4 separate regions of the Homo sapiens genome follow, and all the other regions are linked to region 4. The links are chromatin contacts, found by Hi-C or POLR2A ChIA-PET in ENCODE. All regions are on one chromosome and are shown on one strand. Each heading gives the region's core, a stretch centred on a gene start or an enhancer-like site at or near the end of the contact. The rest is flanking DNA. Distances are from core to core; before and after follow the strand shown.

Evidence for each region. A loop is a pair of places that touch in the nucleus more often than their neighbours do. ChIA-PET counts read pairs that join two places held with the same protein, here RNA polymerase II (POLR2A). Pooled maps may share reads with other maps.
Region 1: a pooled map shows a loop between it and region 4 (5-fold over the local background). The contact joins the promoter of GATAD2A here to the promoter of PBX4 in region 4. A Hi-C loop is called at or near these places in 1 of 168 maps with a recorded cell type or tissue (naive thymus-derived CD4-positive, alpha-beta T cell) and 8 of 50 pooled maps. POLR2A ChIA-PET finds 5 or more read pairs at or near these places in 6 of 52 experiments (H1, Panc1, T-cell and 2 more).
Region 2: a loop to region 4 is called in a pooled map, with 2.9 times the contacts of the local background. The contact joins the enhancer-like site here to the promoter of PBX4 in region 4. A Hi-C loop is called at or near these places in 1 of 37 single-sample maps with no recorded cell type and 11 of 50 pooled maps. POLR2A ChIA-PET finds 5 or more read pairs at or near these places in 3 of 52 experiments (H1, MCF 10A and WTC11).
Region 3: a pooled map shows a loop between it and region 4 (3-fold over the local background). The contact joins the enhancer-like site here to the promoter of PBX4 in region 4. A Hi-C loop is called at or near these places in 2 of 50 pooled maps. POLR2A ChIA-PET finds 5 or more read pairs at or near these places in 4 of 52 experiments (Caco-2, GM12878, activated B cell and 1 more).

The regions. Positions count from the first base shown.
Region 1 is chr19:19,403,046-19,407,084 of GRCh38, forward strand. It overlaps GATAD2A (GATA zinc finger domain containing 2A), which reads left to right and starts at 2,630. Exons shown (of 12, transcript NM_001384528.1): 1 at 2,630-2,974. RefSeq lists enhancers at 1,786-2,694, 2,132-2,191, 2,695-3,601 and silencers at 2,312-2,861, 3,422-3,501.
Region 2 is chr19:19,371,804-19,375,879 of GRCh38, forward strand. The region is part of intron 1 of LOC124904656 (a long non-coding RNA gene); the gene reads right to left. Among named protein-coding and RNA genes, the nearest start is that of GATAD2A, 32 kb to the right of the region's middle. RefSeq lists an enhancer at 1-260. Within about 2 kb of position 1,373, at least 29 of the 41 ENCODE cell types and tissues checked have a DNase peak (open chromatin) inside an H3K27ac peak, as active enhancers do.
Region 3 is chr19:19,442,084-19,446,231 of GRCh38, forward strand. All of the region lies in intron 1 of GATAD2A (GATA zinc finger domain containing 2A), which reads left to right. Among named protein-coding and RNA genes, the nearest start is that of MIR640, 9.1 kb to the left of the region's middle. RefSeq lists an enhancer at 3,918-4,037. Within about 2 kb of position 2,713, at least 10 of the 41 ENCODE cell types and tissues checked have a DNase peak (open chromatin) inside an H3K27ac peak, as active enhancers do.
Region 4 is chr19:19,615,982-19,620,083 of GRCh38, forward strand. PBX4 (PBX homeobox 4) reads right to left here and starts at 2,706. Exons shown (of 8, transcript NM_025245.3): 1 at 2,530-2,706. The coding sequence starts at 2,648. RefSeq lists a silencer at 2,488-2,697.

The DNA.
Region 1 (4,039 bases), core at 1,380-3,879, 210 kb before region 4:
TACAGACGTGAGCCACTGTGCCCTGCCAGCACTAAGTATTGACTGTCTTTGTTTTCAGATCAGAGAGAAAACTTTTAGAAAACATGGTTCTAGCCCTAGTTGTTTCTTAATTAGAGTTTCTTCAGCTTTAGTATGGCATCTGAAGGTGATTGCATCATATTTCATAATCACCCAGCTGAACTATTTGCTGTTTAGTCCAGCACTGGGCACTGAGGCTAAAAGATCTTTAATCCAAACAGCCTCAGCATTCACCCAACCTGAGCCTATGGGACCCCAAGCAGATCTGGATTCACTGTCACTTACCATCTACCCATCTGACCCTGTCTTCCTATGACAGACAGAAATAAACCCTGTAGCTATTTCACCCCACCTACATACCCTGCACCCCTCCTACTCCCCGTCCGACTTTCCTGGCTGAGAAGTTGGCACTGCCCTCTGGAGCAGGCCCTGTCACCAGTGCACCCCTCACTCCACAGGGGTGTGTCATTAATGTGTTGCAGTTGATGCCTCCCTCTTAAAAAAAAAAAGGGGTGGTTGTCACCCTGGTGACTCACACAGGGCTTGCTGGCTCAAACTCTGGAATCTGTATATCTGTCTCAAGTGTCAGGTCTCCCACCTGACCACACTTTGCTCTGTTTGTAGTTAATTAAATTGACATTAATCAAGACCCAGGTGAGGAGCAGTGAGGTAATAGTTTGCTTGTATTGCTTTAATATACATCATCTGATTAATGATCGTAGCATGAAGCAGTTCTTAAAATATACAGCCACCATGTTAGGGTGAAAAACCTGGATGGTTGCCCTAAACCAACCTTGCGCTTGGGATCAGGGAGCTCTTTGAATTCCTATACCGAGTCACCTGTTTGAGAATAAGACTGTTTTGTTTGTTTGGTTTCTGAATTTGAACATTTGAATTTCTTTGTAGCAAAGCAAAGCAAATTGGTGACATAACTGGGTCAGGGAAAGTGATTGGGAGTCAACAGTTTGTATTTTGTATCATTTTTAGGTTGAATTCTCTTTTGGCCTAGGGGAGGTTGTGCCAGATGTTGCATTAAGTAGTGGGAAGATTTTGGGGGGCAGGGCGGTGTGTTTGGGGAGGTGTGAGGTGGCGGGGTGGAATAAACTACAAAAAGTTGACAATTGTATGTAGAACTCAACACAGAATTAGGAGCTTTTTTGAACTCTGTTTAAGGGGACATACAGCAGAAAAACAATTTTTTTTTTTTTTAGAAAAACAATTTTGTAAAATTTGTTCTACATGAAGTGTTTTTCAGGTTTGCGGTTGAGACCCAATTATTCTTGGGCGTTACATTGATTTTCTTTTCAAATGAAGTAGAATAGAAATAACAGTACAGGCTGGGTGCAGTGGCTTATGCCTGTAATCCCAGCATTTTGGGAGGCCGATGCGAACAGATCACGACATCAGGAGATGGAGACCATCCTGGCCAAGATGGTGAAACCCCGTCTCTACTAAAATACAAAAAAAAAATTGCCGGGTGTGATGGAACGCGCCTGTAATCCCAGCTACTGGGGAGGCTGAGGCAGGGGAATCCGTGAACCTGGGAAGTGGAGGTTGCAGTGAGCCGAGATAGCGCCACTGCACCACTCCAGCCTGGCGACAGAGCAAGACTCTGTCTCCAAAAAAAAGAAAAAAGAAAACAGTACGTTGCATGTGGTAAATTTATGTTTGGTGAAACTTTTGTTTCAGTTGTACATATAGATTTATTAGGGTATGCGATAAAGCATGTCACCACCACTCTTCAGGAGTCTAGGTGTCTCATCAGGAATCGTTTGTTTTAAAACAACATGAAAAGAGGCGGTTTTGGGGATTCCTCAGAACCTGATTTTGGTATTGAGAGCCTTCTTGTGGTAGATTTTCCATGAACTTGATATTTTCCCTATTGAAATTGTATTTCGCTTTATGTAGTTTAACATCTCCAAAGTCCATTCTCTTTCAGGCTTTCATTCTGTCTCCTGTGTTTCCTCCTTGTTACTGGAGAGGGAGGGGTGCAGATTTGCTTTCTTGAGGGGTTTTCACCTTCTCCCTGAGGCACGAGGGCAGATTGGGAGGTAACTGGAGAGGGAGAGCAGTCGTCCCCAAGTGTCTTGAGGTGGGTGGGTCTGGAGCTTTCTTTGTAGAATTCTGTTCACTGCACTGGAGAAGTGATCGTTCAGCCGATCCACACCCCGCCCTCCCCACAGACACCGGGGCCGAAGTTCCCAGAGAAGAGCTTCCGCGTGACGACCCCGCGGGGGTGACATTCTAACCCGCGTTTCAGAGGCAACCCTGAGTTGCTTGAGGTCGCCCAGCTCAGCTGGCGCGAGGTCAGCAGTGAGCGCGTCGTGAGTCAGCCTTGGGTGCGGCCCGCCCGGCTTTGCCGCCGGTGAGTTGGCCACGACCCTTCGGCCTGCGGAGGGCGCTGGGACTCGGCGGGGAGGGAGCCAGCCGGAGCCCGCGTGGGAAACCAGCGCGCCCAACGAGGTGTCGCGTGGGAGCGCGCCGGAGAGGGGCGGTGCTTCCGGGGCGGTACCGTCCGGCCCCGCCCCCTCAACTCAGGGGCCCGCCTTCTACGCCTGGAACCCCGCCCACGAGCTCCTCCCTTCTCGTCAGGCCCCGCCCCTCGGTCGCCACGCCCCGCCCAGCCGGGCGCGGGCGGGCGGCGTCGCCTTTAAGAGCTCCCCGGTGTTTTGGGGGCCGCGGGCCGGGCGCGCTGACCTGGTGCGCATGTCCCGGGCGGTGACGCCGGCGCCGGGCTCCATGTGTGCGGCCGAGGGGCGCATTATCTGGCCGGCGGCGCGGGCGGGCGGGCGGACCGGCGCAGCGAGCGCCGCGGGCCCGGGCGGCCCCACAGGCGGAACGAGCGCGCGCGGCCCGGCGTCCCCGGCCCCTCCGCCGCCCGGCCCCGCGGGCGACCCCGGACCAGCAGCCCCCGTAACCTGCGCGCTGCCCTAGGGCCCGGCCGACCCGCGGCCCGGTAAGTTCTGGACCAAACTTGGCGGGGGGCGGGGGCTGGGGACGCACGGCTGAGACTGGAGCGGCGCGGGCCGCGCAGGGTCGGGGCCTCGGGGGGCTCTGAAGGACCCCTGCATGAGCGTGGAAAAGTGAGAGCGAGCGAGTTCTACTCCTTGTATTCTGGGAGCGTCTTCTTGCGCTGCCCTGGAAAGTTCCTTGCCCCGAGGCGGCCCGGGCACGTGGGGGCCGGGCGGGGGTCCCGGAAAGTCGCGGCGTCGCCCCGCTTCCGTCCTGCGCTTCCTGCGGGGTCGGGGGAAGGGCTGGGCCGCGAGGCGCCTCTTCCGAGTGGTCGGGACGGGTGGAGGCGGCGGGAAGACGGCACGTGGGCGCGCGGGGCGGGGGTCCCGCTCAGGGGCGGGGGTCCGGGGCGGGTTGGGCAGCAACGCTGAACCCCGCGGCGGCGGCGGCGGCGGCGGCGGCGGATCCCGTGTCAGAATAAGAGTCCCCGCGCGCCCACGCCTGGAGGGCCGGCCCTCCCCCAGCTCGCGCCCTTCCTGCCTAACCCCCGGGAGCCGCGGGACCCTTTCCCCTCTCTGATCTCCGGCCTTTCTCAAGGCCCGACACTTTAAATTTGCCTCCCCATCTAGGCGGTGGCTCCATTGATTTCTTTTTTCCCACCTAGAGTGGGTCGGCATCAGTGACTAGACAGCAGCAGCTGGCCTTTTAAAGGGATTATTGCCAAGAATCGGAATTGATCACTTCAACAAGGAAAGGCTTATGGGCAGGGCCCAGGCTGAGAGCCTGACGGACACTTGGATTGTGCGCACACTGGGACCCAGAAATGAATGGTGACCCCTCCCTTAGGAAGTGAATGACAACCCTTAGGTGCGTGTTTCTGCCCTGAGAATTTTGCACAGGGCAAAATTTTGTAGGTCTGACTTAACGTCTTTAGGTGTATAGTTCATCCTTATCTTAAGAGCTGTGGATTCTTTAGATCAAAGTCCGAGTGAGTCACTTGAGCCTTTAATTTTCTTTCTTCCTACCAGTTTACTTCTTTCAGTTTTCTTGGAGTACATAGTGCTGGTTA
Region 2 (4,076 bases), core at 123-2,622, 250 kb before region 4:
AGCACCACACCTGGCTAATTTTTGTATTTTTGGTAGAGACAGGGTTTCACCATGTTGGCCAGGCTGGACTCAAACTCCTGACTTCAAGTGATCCTCCTGCCCTGGCCTCCCAAAACGCTGGGATTATAGGCGTGAGCCACTATGCCTGTCCGGCAATGGCATTTTGACCAATACAACATGGGCATCTAACTAGAATTGGGGACACCCACACGGGTCATAATTTGGGGCCAAAGTAGAGTTTTTTTTGTTTTTGTTTTTTTTTTGGTAGCGATGAGGTCTCACTATGTTGCCCAGGCAGTTCTCAAACTCCTGGGCTCAAGCGATCCTCCCACCTCAGCCTCTCAAAAGGCTGGGATTACAGGCATAAGCCACCGTGCCCAGCAACATTTTTAACTCTTTTTTTTTAGAGAAAGGGTTTTGCTCTGTCACCCAGGCTGGAGTGCAGTGGCACAATTGTAGCCTACTGCAGCCTCGGCTTCCTGGGCTCAAGGGATCCTCCAGTCTCAGCCTCCAGAGTAGTTAGGACTGCAAATGCACACCACCACACTTAGACAGTTTTTAATTAATTAATTAATTAATTTTGAGACAGAGTCTCACTCTGTCACCCAGGCTGGAGTGTAGTGGTGTGATCTCTGCTCATTGCAACTCCCCATCCCAGATTCAAGTGATTCTCCTGCCTCAGCCTCCAGAGTATCTGGGATTGCAGACACATGCCACCACGCCTGGCTAATTTTTGTATTAATATTTTTAGTAGAAATGGAGTTTTGCCATGTTGGTCAGGTTGGTCTTAAACTCCTGTCCTCAAATGATCCATCTACCTTAGCCTCCCAAAGTGCTGGGATTACAGGGGTAAGCCACCATGTCCAGCCAATTTTTAAATTATTTTTTGTACAGATGGAGTCTTGCTTTGTTGCCCAGGCTGGTCTCAAACTCCTGGCCTCAAGCGATCCTCCTGCCTCAGCCTCCCAAATTGTTGGGGGGTTACAGGCATGAGCTACTGTGCCTGACCTGGAAGTGGATTTTGAAGTGGATTTTGCAGCCTGTTTGTGTCTCCCAAGCCACAAAAGACTCTGACCTTCGTGTTTGACCAGTTCCTTGGAAGGCACCAGTCTGTGTATTAAGTGGATTATCCAAACCCAGACTGACTCCTGGCACATGGAAGATGCTTTGGGATACACTTATACTAAAAGGGTATTCATTCGTGACTGATCTGAAATCCAAATCTAATGGGGCATCCTATATTTTCACTTGCTAAATGTGGCCACCCTAGATGCTCAATGACATCCTTGAATAAAGGAAGCTGATGAAGTTCAAACAAATAATTTTACCAGCGGGGTAAAAAAAGCTCAAAGCTCAGTGCACTTTGCGAAACAGTCATTTCCTCTTCCGGTCAGAATAAACTCCTGACTCCTCCCAGGCCCAAGTGATCAGCCACTCCCTCCTACCAGCTGGCTGGGCTGCTGTGCTCAGTCCCAACTCAGGAAGGACAAGAGTAGCTCCTGTGACCATAATGCCTGTCCACAAGCTGAGGCCCCACCCCACTCCGCCTCCTTTTCTTTTTCTTTGAAATGGAGTCTTGGTCTTTTTGCCCAGGCTAGAGTGCAGTGGCGTGATCTCGGCTCACTGCAACCTCCACCTCCCAGGCTCAAGCGATTCTCCTGCCTCAGCCTCCCAAACAGCTGGGATTACAGGCATGCACCACCACCCCCAGCTAATTTTTGTATTTTTAGTAGAGACAGGGTTTTCACCATGTTGGTGAGGCTGGTCTCAAACTCCTGACCTCATGATCCACCTGCCTCGGCCTCCCAAAGTGCTGGGATTACAGGCGTGAGCCACCGTGCCTGGCCACCCCCTTGCTTTTTAGACACAAGGTCTTGCTCTGTCACCCAGGCTGGAGTGCAGTGGCATAATCTTGGCTCACTGCAGCCTTAAAACTCCTCAAGTGATCTTCTGTCTCAGCCTCCCAAGTAGTTAGGACTATGGGTGCGTGCCACCAACGCGCCTGGCACTGAGACCTGGATTTTTTTTTTTTTTTTTTTGGTGAGATAGAGTCTTGCTCCGTCGCCCAGGCTGGAGTGCAGTGGGGTGATCTTGGCTCACTGCAACCTCCGCCTTCCAGGTTCAAGCGATTCTCCTGCTTCAGCCTCCCAAGTAGCTGGGACTACAGGCGCCCGCCACCATGCCCAGCTAATTTGTGTATTTTTAGTAGAGACAGGGTTTCGCTATGTTGGCCAGGCCGGTCTTGAACTCCTGACCTCGTAATCTGCCTGCCTCGGCCTCCCAAAGTGCTGGGATTACAGGCGTGAGCCACCACTCCCGGCCTGAGACCTGGATCTTAAAAAGGGCTCAGCTGGGTGTAGTCACACACCTGTAGTTCCAGTGACTTGGGAGGCTGATATAGGAGGCTAGCTTGAAGCCCAGGAGTTCAAAGTGAGACTAGCAACATAATGAGACCTCATCTCTTTTTTTTTTTTTTTTTTTTTTTTTTGAGACGGAGTCTTACTCTGTCGCCCAGGCTGGAGTGCAGTAGTGCCATCTTGGCTCACTGCAAGCTCCGCCTCCTGGGTTCATGCCTTTCTCCTGCCTCAGCCTCCCAAGTAGCTGGGACTACAGGCGCCCTCCACCACGCCCGGCTAATTTTTTGTATTTTTAGTAGAGACAGGGTTTCACCATGTTAGCCAGGATGGTCTCAATCTCCTGATCTCGTGATCTGCCCACCTCGACCTCCCAAAGTGCTGGGATTACAGGCGTGAGCCACCGTGCCTGGCCGAGACCTCATCTCTTTAAAAAATAATAATAATAAAGTTGGCTGAGTGTGGTGGCTCACGCTTGTAATCCCAACATTTTGGGAAGCCGAGGTGAGAGGATTGCTTGGGCCCAGGAGTTCAAGGGCAGCCTGGCGAACATAATAAGACTCCCATCTCTACAAAAAAACTTAAAAATTAGCTAGGCGTGGTGGCCTGCACCTGCAGTCCCAGGTATTCGGGAGGCTGAGGTGGGAGGATCGCTTGAGCTGGGGAGGTTGAGGCTGCAGTGAGCTGTGATCATGCCACTGCACTCCAGCCTCAGCAACAGAGCAAGACCCTGTCTCTAAAATCAGAAAGAAAGGAAGAAAAGGCAAAAAGAGGGGAAAAGAAGCCAAGAGAAAGGCTTGAAATGCATGTGGATGAAAGCCCTGACCTGTATTTTAGGCTCAGTTACACTCAGATGTAACTGTGTGTCTGGGATGCAAAAGAGCTCAGATCCTACAGAATCTCAAGGTGAATTCTTTTCCCTGAGTAGCATAAGGCATCTTTTTCCCATCTAACACTGGGTTGGGCTCCTCCCTTCTGTATGCAAAGTGGCCACAAGTGCCCAAAATGAACTCCCTCCAGTTCAGAAATGCATTCCTTCCTGGTTAGGGAAGTCACTGTTTTGACTTAGAAGTCTTCTATACTTCAGGCGTCTAGTGTCTACCTAATACCTTTTGCCTCAGAAAAGGGTCTAATCCCACTTAATTACAAGAAGATTTGCTGTTAGGTTTTTGACCTAGAGATCTAAAAAGGCCTGGCTGAAAGAGTTCCTGAGCTCCATCTGGACTTAATTCCAGATTTTCTAGCCAACCAACACTAATAAAGCTATACTCTGCTCCCCACCTCTGTATAATTCAGGTGCTACCTGACTTTCTCTGGTGAAGCAGCAGGAGTATTTAGGCCAACCTGTTGGTTTGGCTGTGTCTGTTTCTCTCTGGAAATAGACAATGACTTTTTCTTTTTTTTTTCTTGTTTTTGAGACAGAGTCTCACTCTATCGCCCAGGCTGGAGTGTAATGGCACACTCTTGGCTCACTGCAACCTCTGCCTCCCAGGTTCAAGTGATTCTCCTGCCTCAGCCTCCTGAGTAGCTGGGATTACAGGCGCCTGCCACCGCTCCTGGCTAATTTTTGTTTTATTTATTTATTTATTTATTTATTTATTTATTTATTTACTGAGACGGAGTCTCGCTGTCTCCCAGGCTGGATGCAGTGGCTCAATCTTGGCTCACTGCAAGTTCCACCTTGCCAGGTTCACGCCATTCTCCTGCCTCAGCCTCCCAAGT
Region 3 (4,148 bases), core at 1,463-3,962, 170 kb before region 4:
CTCCAACCTCAGGTGATCCTCCAGCCTCAGCCTCCCAAAGTGCTGGGATTACAGGCGTGAGCCACTGCACCTGGCCAAGACCTGAAGTACTTTAAGTAAAACGCTTAATTCTCATTCTGCATTGGGAACATGGTAATTGTGTAAGACACACTGGGGTTGTATCAGAAGGACCCACAGGGGCCCTGCTGGCACAGATGGGGCAAGCGAGAGTGAACAAGAACAAGGAGCCCCTGAGTTAGATGTGTTAAAAATCCAAGGCTGGCTGGATGCCGTGGCTCACACCTGTAATCCCAGCACTTCGGGAGGCTGAGGCAGGTGGATCATTTGAGGTCAGGAGTTCAAGACCAGCCTGGCCAATATGGTGAAACCCCGTCTCTACTGAAAATATAAAAATTAGCTGGGTGATAGTGACGCACGCCTGTAATCCCAGCTACTCGAGAGGCTGAGGCAGGAGAATTGCTTCAGCCTGGGAGGCGGAAAGTTGCAGTGAGCCAAGATCGCGCCACTGCACTCCAGTCTGGGCAACAGAGTAAGACTGTGTCTCACAAAAAGAAAAACCCAAGGGTTTAAGCTGGCTGTGGTTATACGCACCTGCCATCCTAGCTGTTCCGGAGGCCAAGGCCATAGGATTGCCTGAGCTCAGGAGTTGGAGTCTAGCCTGAGCAATGTAGCAGGACCCCCCAAGCTGAAAAAAAAAAAAAAAAACCCACAGTTTCTTATTGGTGCTTAAAGGACAAGGAAGAAGCTCACTGGTCCCCTTTGGTAGGAGTTAGAGAGCTAGCTACCCATTTAAAAATGGGTAGAGGGAAAGCAACAGGCATTTTTCCTGCATCTTCTCTGTGGGCTGCACACTCCAGGAACGAGAGTGTGGGCGAGGGCAAGGTTCCCTCGCATGGCAGTGCTGGCCCGCAGAACTGCCTAGGGTGACAGGGATGCTCTACACCGTCTGCCCTGCGTGCCGTTTAACATAGCATGACTGAGGACACGGAGTTTAATTTTGTCTATTTAAATAGCCACATGTGGCTAATGGGCAGCACAGCTATTGATGTGTTTTAGCAAATTAATATGAAATGACAGAATTTTAAGTTTATTGCAGTCACCTAGTGAATTGAGGGGTTCCAGACTGTAAGGTCCAGACAGTGATTCTCCCTAGCTGCTAGCCCCCAAGGAGAGTGTCCTGTGCTTCCACAGGGACACGCACTCACCAAGCCTCAAGGTCTAGTTCATGAGAAATTGGGGGTATGTGCACTTACGCCACAGGGACGCCATTTGCAAAACCAACAATGGGAAACAGGGCAAGCATCCTAACTCTTTGAGCATACGATTGTGTCAGTAAGGGGACCTGTGGATTCCAGCCAGATATGACTCCAACAAAGACGGAAGATTGTGAAATTATCAAAGGTGGGATCATAGTGTTGTGGTCATGCTTGTTCTGTAGAGATAAATACTGACCCCTTTAGCACAAATGCATGTTTCATAGGATTTGCTTCGTGGAAGCTAGTGGGAGAGAGAAGGAGAAAGGAGCGGCATGTGGAGGACACGAGGGTGGTCCCCGATGGCCGTGGACCTGGGTGGTAAGCACCTGCAGTTAATCACACCATTATCTACTCTGTGGGTGGATTTGAAATTTTCCTTAAAGAAAAGTGTGAAAATTGGGTTTGGCCCAGGTCTTTTCTCAGGGAGCTTCGTGACTGGATCATCTAGAAGAGGGGAAATGGCCATTTATAAAAGCTGAGGTAGAGGCCACTTGGGGGTAGTTTAGGAGACCACTTGGGAGTAGTTTAAATTCAAGCAGAAAACCATGAGCAGAGACTGGAATTGCCAGAGGGGACCGTGGCCTGTCAGCCCACCAGACAGCCTCTCTTACACACTCTTATTTTCTGTAATTACAACACTCACAGCTACTCTTCGTGGAGCCCTCAGGAAGTGTTAGCAATAAAGTGGGTGCTGTTCCCATTTTACAGGTGAGGAAGCTGAGGCCCTTGTGGGTGAATCAGGCTTTCTGGCTTTGACTGGACAGCTAAGGGCATGAGCTTCTGGGCCTCCTTCCTGTCGCCTCCCTGCTCAGTACCTGGGGCACATCTGACTACCACTCCAGTACCCTGACTCTATGATGAAAACCATTCTCCCCTCCCCATTGGTATTGCCCATCCACAGCAGTCGTAGCCCATCACGAGTGGATAAAGTAGGTGGTTAGCTGGACTTGCACATGACTTGTTTCGTGAACAGTAGTGCTTAGAGTTGTGATCTAGGGACCCAGCGAACAGTGTGTGAGGGACTTCAACCCTGCCTCTCTCCGGTATGTGCTGTGCCTGCTGTGCCCCCCACTCCAGTGTTCTCCTTGGGGCTCCTGAGGCAGCTCCCAGTAGGAGGCCTATCGTTGTTGGCACCCCAAGGGTGTCCCTGATCCCTAAGTAGAAACTTAAGCAGGTATTTGGACAAATAAATGAGTGAAACACCTTGTGACGTTGAGGCCTGTGGCACTTCCCCAATAGTGTGTTAGTGTAAAACCACCGTGTATGATGCCTGTTGGTCCCAGCACTTTGGGAGGCCAAGGCATGTGGATCTCTTGGGCCCAGGAATTTGAGACCACCCTAGGCAACATGGCGAGACCTCGTCTCTACAAAAAGTACAAAAATTAGCCAGGTGTGGTGGTGCGTGCCTTTAGTCCCAGCTACTCAGGAAGTTGAGGTGGGAGGATTGCTTGAGCCCTGGAGGTTGAGGCTGCAGTGAGTCATGATTGTGGCTCTGCACTCCAGCCTGGACAACAGAGTGAGACCTCGTCCCTTAAAAAAAAAAAAAAAAAAGCCACCATGGCAGTTTTGTTTTATTTGGATTTTAGGCAGTGTAGGGCCTGTGATAAGGCCTGGCTGAGGTGGGGCTCTGCTGGTAGTAACTCTTGTGATTCCAGCCCTCTGAGGCCACTTCCTCTTTCTGCCTTGGCTCCTCCTTGGTGAATTCTCCCTTATGTGTCCCACATTCTCATACTCCCAGGCATTGGATCTTTAGCTGGGAGATGGTTCTGAGTTCCCATGTGTACAGTGGGCTTGCTGCAGCCTCCTGCAGTTGTCCTGTAGGACTCGTGGTTGGTGGTGACATAGAGGCTGCCTACCCTGATGGCTGATGGCTGATGGCAGTGTGGTTGTTTGGGGTCTTGTTGTATAAAAGGAGCATGTTTACTGAAGGACCCAGTTCTGTGCTGTTGGGGTCACAGCAAACCTGCTTTTGCCTGTTAGTATTTTAGTAGCTCTAGAGGGGTTCATGGCTATTGGAATTAGTATTTTTGTTTTTGTTTTCTTTTCTCACCTCTTTAAAAAAGCATGTAAAATTCACATGGTAGAATATTCACCAGTTTTAACGTTTTTAAAGTGTGTTGTTTAGTGGCATTTAACCCATTCACAGTATTGTGCAACCATCACCTGTAATTCTAGAACATTTTCATCACCCCCACCCCAAAAGAAACCTTGTCCCCATTAGCAGTCACTGCCTTTTCCTTGACTCTGCTCTCCACCCTCCCAGCAGCCACTTATTCTACTTTCTGTCTCTGGGTTTGCCTCTTCTGGCATTTCATATAAATGGGATCATGCAATATGTGGCCTTTTTGTCTGACTTTTTTTCACTTAGCATGATGTTTTCAAAGTTCAGTCACATTGTGTCAGAGTTTCATTCCTTTTTATGGCCAAATAATATTCCATTGTCTAGATGGACCACATTTTGTTTATCCATTCATCCATTGATGGACATTTGGGTTGTTTTCTGCTTTTTGGCTATTGTGGATAATGTTGCTTTTAACATTCACCTGCACATTTTTTTTTGAATACCTATATTCAGCTCTCTTGGATATACCTACAAGTGGACTTGCAGGACACTCGGGAGCATGGTGATGCCGTGGGCTGGAGGCCCTGCCCAGGCTCATGTGGGAACTCTGCGTTTAACTTTTTGAGGAACTGGCAGACCGTTTTCCACATCACTCTACTGTTTTACTTTCCACTGTTTTCCACGTCACTCTACCGTTTTACTTTCCACCGTTTTCCATGTCACTCTTACCATTTTACTTTGCACTATGCAGTGTATGAGGGTCCCAATTTCTCTACATCCTTACCAATACTTAATTGGCTTTTTTGATTGTAGCCATCCTAGTGGGTGTG
Region 4 (4,102 bases), core at 1,456-3,955:
TTTGTAACCCCTCCCCACTACAGGGCTCTAGTGGGTACACAGTCCACACCACCAGACCCTAGTCCCATACCCAGAGACCGTCCCTCACCTTACAACAGTCCCCATTCAACAAGGCCTCATCCTCCAAAAGGACTTCAGTCCTTTCCTTTCCTTTTCTGTAATAATCACTGCAGGACCCAGACACAGTGGGCTGCCTTGTGAAGCAGATTCTACGGATCCTGGCTGGCTGACAAGTGGTGAGTGGAGGTAAACGGGATGGGAGGTCTAAAAACTCCTTTATTTTTCCCCATTGCAACTGGAATAAATAGTCCGAACTCCCTATTGATTGTTATCCAGATGACAAAAACAAAACTATTTTTTTATGGAGACAGAGTCTCACTCTGTCGCCCAGGTTGGAATGCAGTGGCGCTTGAACCCAGGCACCTCCTGGATTCAAGTGTTTCTCCTGCCTCAGCCTCCCAAGTAGCTGGGACCATAGACATGCACCACCACGCCCAGCTAATTTTCGTATTTTTAGTAGAGATGGGGTTTTGCCATGTTGGCCAGGCTGGTCTCGAACTCTTGACCTCAGGTGATCTGCCCACCTTGGCCTCCCAAAGTGCAGGGATTACAGGTGTCAGCCACTGTGCCTGGCTGAACAAACAAAACTCTTTACTGAGATTCGTAGGCCCCATGTAATTGGGTTCCAGTCTCCCTTTATTATTATTATTATTTTTTGTTCAGACGGAATCTCGCTCTGTCGCCCAGGCTGGAGTGCAGTGGTGTGATCTCGGCTCACTGCAGCCTCCGCCTCCCAGGTTCCAGTGATTCTCCTGCCTCAGCCTCCCAAGTAGTTGGGATTATAGGTGTGCACCACTACACCCAGCTAATTTTTGTATTTTTGGTAGAGACTGGGTTTCACCATGTTGGCCAGGCTGGTATTGAACTCCTGACCTCGTGATTCACCTGCCTTGGCCTCCCAAAGTGCTGGGATTACAGGCGTGAGCCACCGCACCTGGCCCCAGCCTTCCTTTAAACTCAACTCTTTCCCTCCCTGGCTAGGAACTTTCTCTTCCCAGCCAGACTCCGCTTTTTACATCCTCTTTCCCACCTCAGGGCCTCTGAAGGTGCTGTCCTCTCCAAAGATGTTCTTCTCCACCTGGCTTCCTATAGCATGCAACCCCTATCCCTACAGCTTTTATTGCCATTTATTTTATTTTTTTCTTTTCTCAGATTGGTACAGGATGGTCTCACTATGTTGCCCAGGCTGGTCTCAAACTGCTGGACTCAAGTGATCCTCCCACTGGGAGGCAGCTGGGATTACCTACCCATGCTACCATGCCTGGCTTATACTTTTTTGCTTTTGTTTGAGACAGGGTCTAGCTCTGTCACCCAGGCTGGAGTGCAATGGCTTGATTCGGCTCACTGCAGCCTCAGCCTCCTAAGTAGCTGGGACTACAGGCTTGCATCATCACACCTAACTAATTTTTTAATTTTATTTTTAGTAGAGACGAGGTCTTACTACATTGTCCAGGTTGGTCTCGAACTCCTGAGCTCAAGCAATCCTCCTGCCTCAGCCTCCTAAAGTGCTGTGATTAGAGATGTGAGCCACTCCACCCAGTCCTTATTTTTTGCTATTTACATTCCCTCCCCTAAATCATGTACTCGAGAGCAGGGACTATGTCAGCACCCGGTTCCCTATCCAGTTATTGTAAGGATTCAATAAAAATTTGCTGAATTCATTAAAAAGAAAATAGGTCTTCCATCTCCACCCACTCCTCTACTAACCCTTTTCCCAAAAGTTCTCGATGGTTCCCACACCAAGTTACCCCAGTTCAGTTCTTCAGTCTCCTGCAGACATTCCTGAGTCCCATTCCCAGCCACTCACTCTCCATCATCTGCCCTGGAAACTTCCCACCCACAGGCCGGGCTCGGTGGCTCGCGCCTGTAATCCCAGCACTTAGGGAGGCCGAGACGGAATGAGTGCTTGAACCCAGGAGTTTAAGCAACTATAGCGAGACCCCTGTCTCTACAAAATATACAAAAAAATCAGCCGGGCGTGGTTGCACGTGCGCCTGTGGTCCCAGCTACTCGGGAGGCTGAGGCAGGAGAATCAACTGAGCCGGGGAGGTGGATGCTGCAGTGAGCCATGATCACGCCACTGCACTCCAGCCTGGGCGACAGAGCAAGACCGTGTCAAACAACAACAAAAAAACTTCCAGCCGCAGGAGTCCCATTAACGTACCCATTTAGTCATTCACTCGTCAAAAGTCCCGTACGTGCCCATTTCTCAGCCCTACTCCCTAAACCCCTAAACCCAACCTTCTCGCCCCAAGATGAGCTGCTGAAAATCCTTCACGCCACTGCTCGGCCCCATAAGGCCTATCCAGCCCGTTCCGTTTGAACCCCATACATCCCTTCGTCCTCGGGACCCCCCTCCAGCCCTCCTCAAGCGCCCCTCGTCAGTCTGGCCTCCACGCCCCGTCCCCTCAGCCCGCCAACCTCACTGCCACGACCCTGCGTGGCCCCTGCCGAGCCCGCGGGCAGCACCTGGCCTGTGCCTCGTCCAGGCTCTGGTCGGTGATGGCCATGATCTGCTGCAGGACGTCGCTCGTGTCGAGGCGCCGCGGGGCGGGGGGCGATGGCGCGGGGCGCGGCGGGGCGGCCATGAGCGGCAGGGCCGGGCGGGCGCTGTGAGGGTGCCGTCGAGCCTGGAGCACTACCACTGGCGCCGCAGCCAACCGCCGCTGCCTGAGCGCCGCGCCCGCTCTCGCTCGCGCCTAAGCCACGCCCACCGCCGCTATCGCCAGCCAACCCGTGTATTGCACCGCCTACAGACACGCCCCTTCATCTCCGTCAGCCAACCGGCGCCACGCACCGCCCCCGGGACTCGCCCCGAACTTCCCCCTCTCCGGGCTTGGACTGGGTTTGGGGTTGCCGAGGCAACGGCACTTCTCATAAGCGCCCTCCTTCCCCTTGAGAGAGGGCAGCGCTGGCTCCGCTCCAGCCAGAGGCCCCCATCCCTCACATCTCGCGCGGTGCACGCCTCCTTCAGCCCCACTCGCATCTCCTCAGAGTTCCTGCTCCTCCTCAGGGCCCCCTTCTCCTCAAAGCCCTCGGTCCTCAGAGACCCTCACTCCCCAGAGCACCCCAACTCTTCCTCCAAGCCACCCCCTCCTCCTCAGAACCCCACACCTCTTATAGCTTGATCGACAGCCCCCATTCATTTCCAGAAGCCCCAAGCCCCAGACCCCTGCTCAGTCCCCCTAATGCTCCCTGCATCCTCAGCCCCATCAGGTGGGCCACTGGGGCCCCTGGCTCTTCCTCTAGAGCTTTCCACGCCCCGTTCACCTGGCTAAGGCGGGGCGCAGGCGTGCGTGGTTGATGGCAACGAGGAGGTCAGAACGCAGCGCTTTTCTCCACTGCAGAAATCAATTCCAGTCACCTTTCAAGGTCCAGCTGAAGAGTGACCTCGCTTGTTTATTCATCTTCGCAGATTACAGTTCTGGGCATAGAAAATGCTACCACGTGGTTACCGAATGAAGGAAGGATGTTTACTGAGAGACTCCCCTGCAGTGTACCCCAAATCAGAGCGAATCCTCACATCTTTGTTTCTAGTCCTTAGGACACAGCATCGAAGGCTCCTAGTGCACAAGAAAAGGAACTGGGCGGTGGCTCATGCCTGTAATCCTAGCACTTTGGGCGGCAGAGGCGGGAGGATCACTTGAGCACGGGAGTTTGAGACCAGCTTGGGCAACATAGTGAGACCCCGTGGTGGTGCACGCCTGTGGTCCCAGCTATTTGGGACTTGAGAGGCTGAAGTGGGAGGATCACTTGGGCCTGGGAATTTGAGGCTGCAGTGAGCCATGATTGCACCACTGCACTGCAGCCTGGTTGACGGAGACCAGGTCTCAAAAAAAAAAAAAAAAAAAAAAAGTAATGGCCTGGACATGAATCTCTTCTCCAAAGTCACAGAACCTCCTGGAGCCTATTTGCTATGAGGACAGTCTCCAGATGTGGGCTCAGTAAAAGGTCCTCAGCCTGCTGGCTGGGAGCCCTTCCAGGGTGGGGCCCACGTTCTCTCCATTGCTGCTGGGGAGGAAATTCAAACACCATCTGGTAT